Linked DNA regions of Homo sapiens: region 2 is linked to region 1. Evidence: read pairs that join two places in POLR2A ChIA-PET (ENCODE). Cell type or tissue: Panc1. All regions are shown on one strand.

Evidence for each region. Peaks named below come from ENCODE experiments on the same cell type or tissue, not always from the same donor. Only the 100,000 strongest peaks of a DNase experiment are listed, where the experiment ranks them.
Region 2: POLR2A ChIA-PET joins it to region 1 with 9 read pairs; 2 of 35 experiments call an interaction of 5 or more read pairs at or near these places.

Annotation. Positions count from the first base shown.
Region 1 is chr1:11,266,485-11,268,984 of GRCh38, forward strand. No RefSeq gene overlaps it. Among named protein-coding and RNA genes, the nearest start is that of MTOR, 5.2 kb to the left of the region's middle. In Panc1, no CTCF peak of the experiment used is centred here; a DNase peak (open chromatin) is centred at 1,385.
Region 2 is chr1:10,453,636-10,456,135 of GRCh38, forward strand. No RefSeq gene overlaps it. Among named protein-coding and RNA genes, the nearest start is that of CORT, 4.9 kb to the left of the region's middle. In Panc1, no CTCF peak of the experiment used is centred here; no DNase peak of the experiment used is centred here.

The DNA.
Region 1 (2,500 bases):
AGTGATCGCAGGGCAGCCAACTGAGGAGATGGGAGTGTTACCAGCGCTGAATTTACATGGTCTGCAGCAAGCTCAGTTCTTGCCTCCTCAGAAGAAAGAATTCAACTGAGGGGCATAAGGCAGAGTGAGAGACTGAGGCAAGTTTTAGAACAGGAGCGAAGTTTATTAAAGAGCTTTAGAGCAGGAATGAAAGGAAGTAAAGGACACTTGGAAGAGAACCAAGCAGTTGACCTGAGAGATCAAGTGCGCTGTTTGACCTTGACTCGGGGTTGGCATACTTCCAGGGTCTTGCATCCCTTCTCCCCTGATTCTTCCCTTGGGGTGGGCTGTCCACATGCATGGTGGCCTGTCAGCACTTGGGTAGGGGCGCATGTGCAGTGTGTTTACTGGAGTTGTGGGCATGCTCACTCAAGATGTGTTTCCCTTACCAGTCCAGTGTTCCTAGAGGAAGATCATCGGCGATTTTGCCTGTTAGTGATCATCTGCGATTTTGCCTCTTAGTGCCCATGCTTGAGCCTACTCGCCCAGCTCCTGAGATCTTATGGGAAGCTGCTGATCACCAGTTTCAGGTGTTTCTATCTTTTGGGAGACTGCCTTTCTCTGGCACCAGCTGCAATCAATTATTATTTTAGCGAGATAGCTTAACAACTGCCTGACCATCACCCAATGGTTGCTTGACATTCCTGGGGTTAGGGGGTGGGGGCCTCTCCTGCTCTGCTCATGCCTGACTAGCTATCTACTGTAACAGGAGGAGACCTTCAAATCCATCTCCCCAAGGAATTCTGAGCTGGGTTTGTTTGTTTGTTTGTTTGTTTTGTTTTTTCTTGAGACAGAGTCTCGCTCTGTTGCCCAGGCTGGAGTGCAGTGGCAGGATCTCAGCTCACTGCCACCTCTGCCTCCCAGGTTCAAGCAATTCTTGTGCCTCAGCCTTTTGAGTAGCTGGGATTATAGGTGTGTGCCACCATACCCGGCTAATTTTTGTATTTCTAGTAGAGACACGGTTTCACCGTGTTGGTCAGGCTGGTCTCAAACTCCTGACCTCTTGATCTGCCCACCTCGGCCTCCCAAAGTGCTGGGATTACAGGAGTGAGCCACCGTGCCCGGCCTGAGCTGGGGTTTTTAAGGGGATTGTAGAGGGGGAGAGGCTGGAAATTTGGTATCGTTTATGGGTTGGGGTAAAGGGGGTGAAATCATCAGGATGTAGAAACTGCATTCTTTGGTGAGTTAGCTCCCTGTGGGGTCTTTCACAATGGCTGTCATCAGTAGTTTCACTGATATGCAGGACCTGAAAGAATACCTCAGGTGGAAAACAATGTTTTGCAAGCTTAAGTTGTCTGATGACAGGGTCCGCATGATTCTGGGACAGTAGGCAGCAAACAACTATGAGGAAATGGCTCAGAGTTCAACATGACCTCATGATGAATGCTGAATGTGCTGCAAGCTTTGTTTATTTTCATTTCTCTCCCTCCCTTCCTCCCTGATTTATTTTATTTTATTTTGAGATGGAGTCTCACTCGGAGTGCAGTGGTGTGATCTCAGTTCACCGCAACCTCCACCTCCCGGGTTCAAACGATTCTCCTGCCTCAGCCTCCCGAGTGGCTGGGATTACAGGTGTGCGCCACCATGCCAGCTAATTTTTGTACTTTTTTTTTTTTTTTGAGACCAAGTCTCGCTCTGTAGCCCAGGCTAGAGTGCAGTGGCGTGATCTCAGCTCACTGCAACCTCTGCCTCCCAGGTTCAAGCAATTCTCCTGCCTCAGCCTCCAGAGTAGCTGGGATTACAGGTGTGCACCTCGGCAGAGTAGCTGGGATTATAGGCGCACCCCACTGTACCCGGCTAATTTTTTGTATTTTTAGTAAAGACAAAGTTTCACCATGTTGGCCAGGCTGGTCTTGAACTCCTGACCTCAGGTAATCTGCCTGCCTCAGCCTCGCAAAGTGCTAGGATTACAGGTGTGAGCCACTGTGTCCAGCCTAATTTTTGTATTTTTAGTAGAGACGGGGTTTCACAATGTTGGCCAGGCTGGTCTCGAACTCCTGACCTCAAGTGATCAGCCTGCCTTGGCCTCCCAAAGTGCTGGGATTACAGGTGTGAGCCACCGCACCTGGCCCCTGATTAATTTTATAAAGTTTGTTGGGACGGTTTCATTTCCATCTTGGTACACACAGAGTTTCTTGTCCTTTTGTTGTTGCTACAGCTGCATAGTGTTCTATCACATGGCTGTGCCATAGTTCATTTTCCAGTCCTCTGTGAATGGACATTTGTGTTATGTCCAAATTTGTGCTATTACAAATGCTGCAGTGAATGCCTTTGTACGTATATCATTTTCTTCCCTGACAGCTATATCAAGATAAATTCCCAGAAATGGGATTACAGGGTTAGACAGTTTTGTTGAATCTTGTCAAGTTGATCTCTATAAGGGAGGTACCAATTTTTATTCCCATCAGCCATATAGGAGATTTTTGCCACCCTGAGATATGATACAGCCCTGTTTTCTAAT
Region 2 (2,500 bases), 810 kb before region 1:
TCTCAAAAAATAAAATACATTGGGGTCATCCACACAGACTTTAAGATTGGGGATTTTACCTTTTAACTAAGTAGTTATCTGTAGGATAATGAGGCTCTACTAGTGCTACTGCCAGGAAATTCAAGTCTAAGCCTACCTTAGTTCAGGGGACTTCATACGACATTAACTGGCATCAGCTGCATGTTAGACCAGATGAATATGCTTGTGATTAATAAATCAGGGTAAAATGGTCATTTCCCACCATCTGGTTTTTGGTGGCCTTTTCTGTAGTTCAGTAGAGTCAGGTGTGTAGATCTGGGTAATCAGGCCCTGGGCAACTTCAAGTTCATGCTCTTGTTATTTTGTCCAGGATTTGGCACCAGAACAGCTCCCTAACTGCTGAGGAGGAATGAAGGACAACAGACACTCACAGCTTTCCTATTTCAGGGCTGGCAGCAAAGGATTCCAGGCTTTAGGAAACTCCTCAGACTGGGAAGCTCAGGGGAGATACTTACCTTGATGTAAGCAGCACCTGTTGAAGGGCAGCCCGTCTTTTTTTTTTTTTTTTTTTTTTTGAGACAGAGTCTCCCTCTGCCACCCAGGCTGGAGTGCAGTGAAGTGATCTTGGCTCACTGTAAGCTCCACCTCCCGGGCTCAGGTCATTCTTCTGTCTCAGCCTCCCGAGTAGCTGGGACTACAGGCACCCGCCACCACACCCAGCTAATTTTTTCTATTTTTTTGTAGAGATGGGGTTTCACCGTGTTAGCCAGGATGGTCTCGATCTCCTGACCTTGTGATCCACCCACCTCAGCCTCCCAAAGTGCTGGGATTACAGGTATGAACCACCGCGCCTGGCCAGGGGCAGCCCATCTTAAAAACAGTAGCGTTTTCCATAGAGAGAGAGGTTTCATTTGGAATGTTTTAGGCCGTTCTTGTGCTGCTATAAAGAAATACCTGGCCAGGTGCGGTGGCTCACGCCTGTAATCCCAACACTTTGGGAGGCCGAAGCAGGCGGATCACAAGGTCAGGATTTCCAGACCAGCCTGACCAAAACGGTGAAACCCCATCTCTACTTAAAAAAAAAAAAAAAAAAAAAATCATGGCACCAGGCATCTGCTCAGTTTCTGGTGAGGCCTCAGGAAGCTTCCAATCATTACAGAAAGCCAAGTAGGACCCAGTGTATCACACAGTGAGAGCAAGAGCAAGAGAGAGACTTGGCCTGAGTAGGGGGATGCCACACACTTTTTTTTTTTTTTTTTTTTTTTGAGAGGGCGTTTCGCTCTTGTTGCCTAGGCTGGAGTGCAATGGCGATCTCGACTCACTGCAACCTCCACCTCCCGGGTTCAAGCAATTCTCCTGCCTTAGCCTCCTGAGTAGCTGGGAGTACGGCTACAGGCATGAGCCACTGTGGTACCACCCCTGGGCTATTTGTAACTTCTTTTTTTTTTTTTTTTTTTTGAGACGGAGTTTTGCTCTTGTTGCCCAGGCTGGAGTGCAATGGCGTGATCTCAGCTCACTGCAACCTCCGCCTCCCAGGTTCAAGCGAGATTCTCCTGCCTCAGCCTCCCGAGTAGCTGGGATTACAGGCATGTACTATCACGCCCGGCAAATTTTTTATTTTTTTTAGTAGAGACAGGGGGTTTCTCCATGTTGGTCAGGCTGGTCTCGAACTCCTGACCTCAGGTGATCTCCCTGCCTCGGCCTCCCAATGTGCTGGGATTACAGGCGTGAACCACCGCGCCTGGCTTTTGTAACTTCTTATAATGCTAGTAAAAATAGTAATTTCTCTTTCCCATTTTGCATTTGTAATTTAAAAAAGTATTTGTCTTATTAAAATAATCAGTCTGGAGGAAAAGCTAGAATTTTGGGGGTGATAGTTCTTTTTTTTTTTTTTTTTTTTGAGACGGAGTCTCGCTTGTCGCCCAGGCTGGAGTGCAGTGGTGCAATCTCAGCTCACTGCAAGCTCCGCCTCCCGGGTTCAGGCCATTCTCCTGCCTCAGCCTCCCGAGTATGGGACTACAGGCGCCTGCCACCACGCCCGGATAATTTTTTTGTATTTTTAGTAGAGATGGGGTTTCACCATTTTATCCAGGATGGCCTCGATCTCTTGACCCCGTGATCCGCCCGTCTCGGCCTCCCAAAGTGCTGGGATTACAGGCGTGAGCCACTGCGCCCAGCCTGGGGGTGATAGTTCTTATAACATGATACTGAAAAATACAGCCAGGTGTGGTGGCTCATGCCTGTAATCCCAGCACTTTGGGAGGCTGAGGACGGTGGATCACATGAGGTCAGAAGTTTGAGACCAGCCTGGCCAACATGGAGAAACCCCATCCCTACTAAAAATACAAAAATTAGCTGGGGGTGGTGGCACGCCCCTGTAATCCCAGCTATTTGGGAGGTTGAGGCAGGAGAATCCCTTGAACCTGGGAGGTGGAGGTTACAGTGAGCTGAGATAGAGCCACTGAACTCCAGCCTGGGTGACAGAGCGAGATTGTCTTAAAAAAAGAAAAGAAAAAGAGTG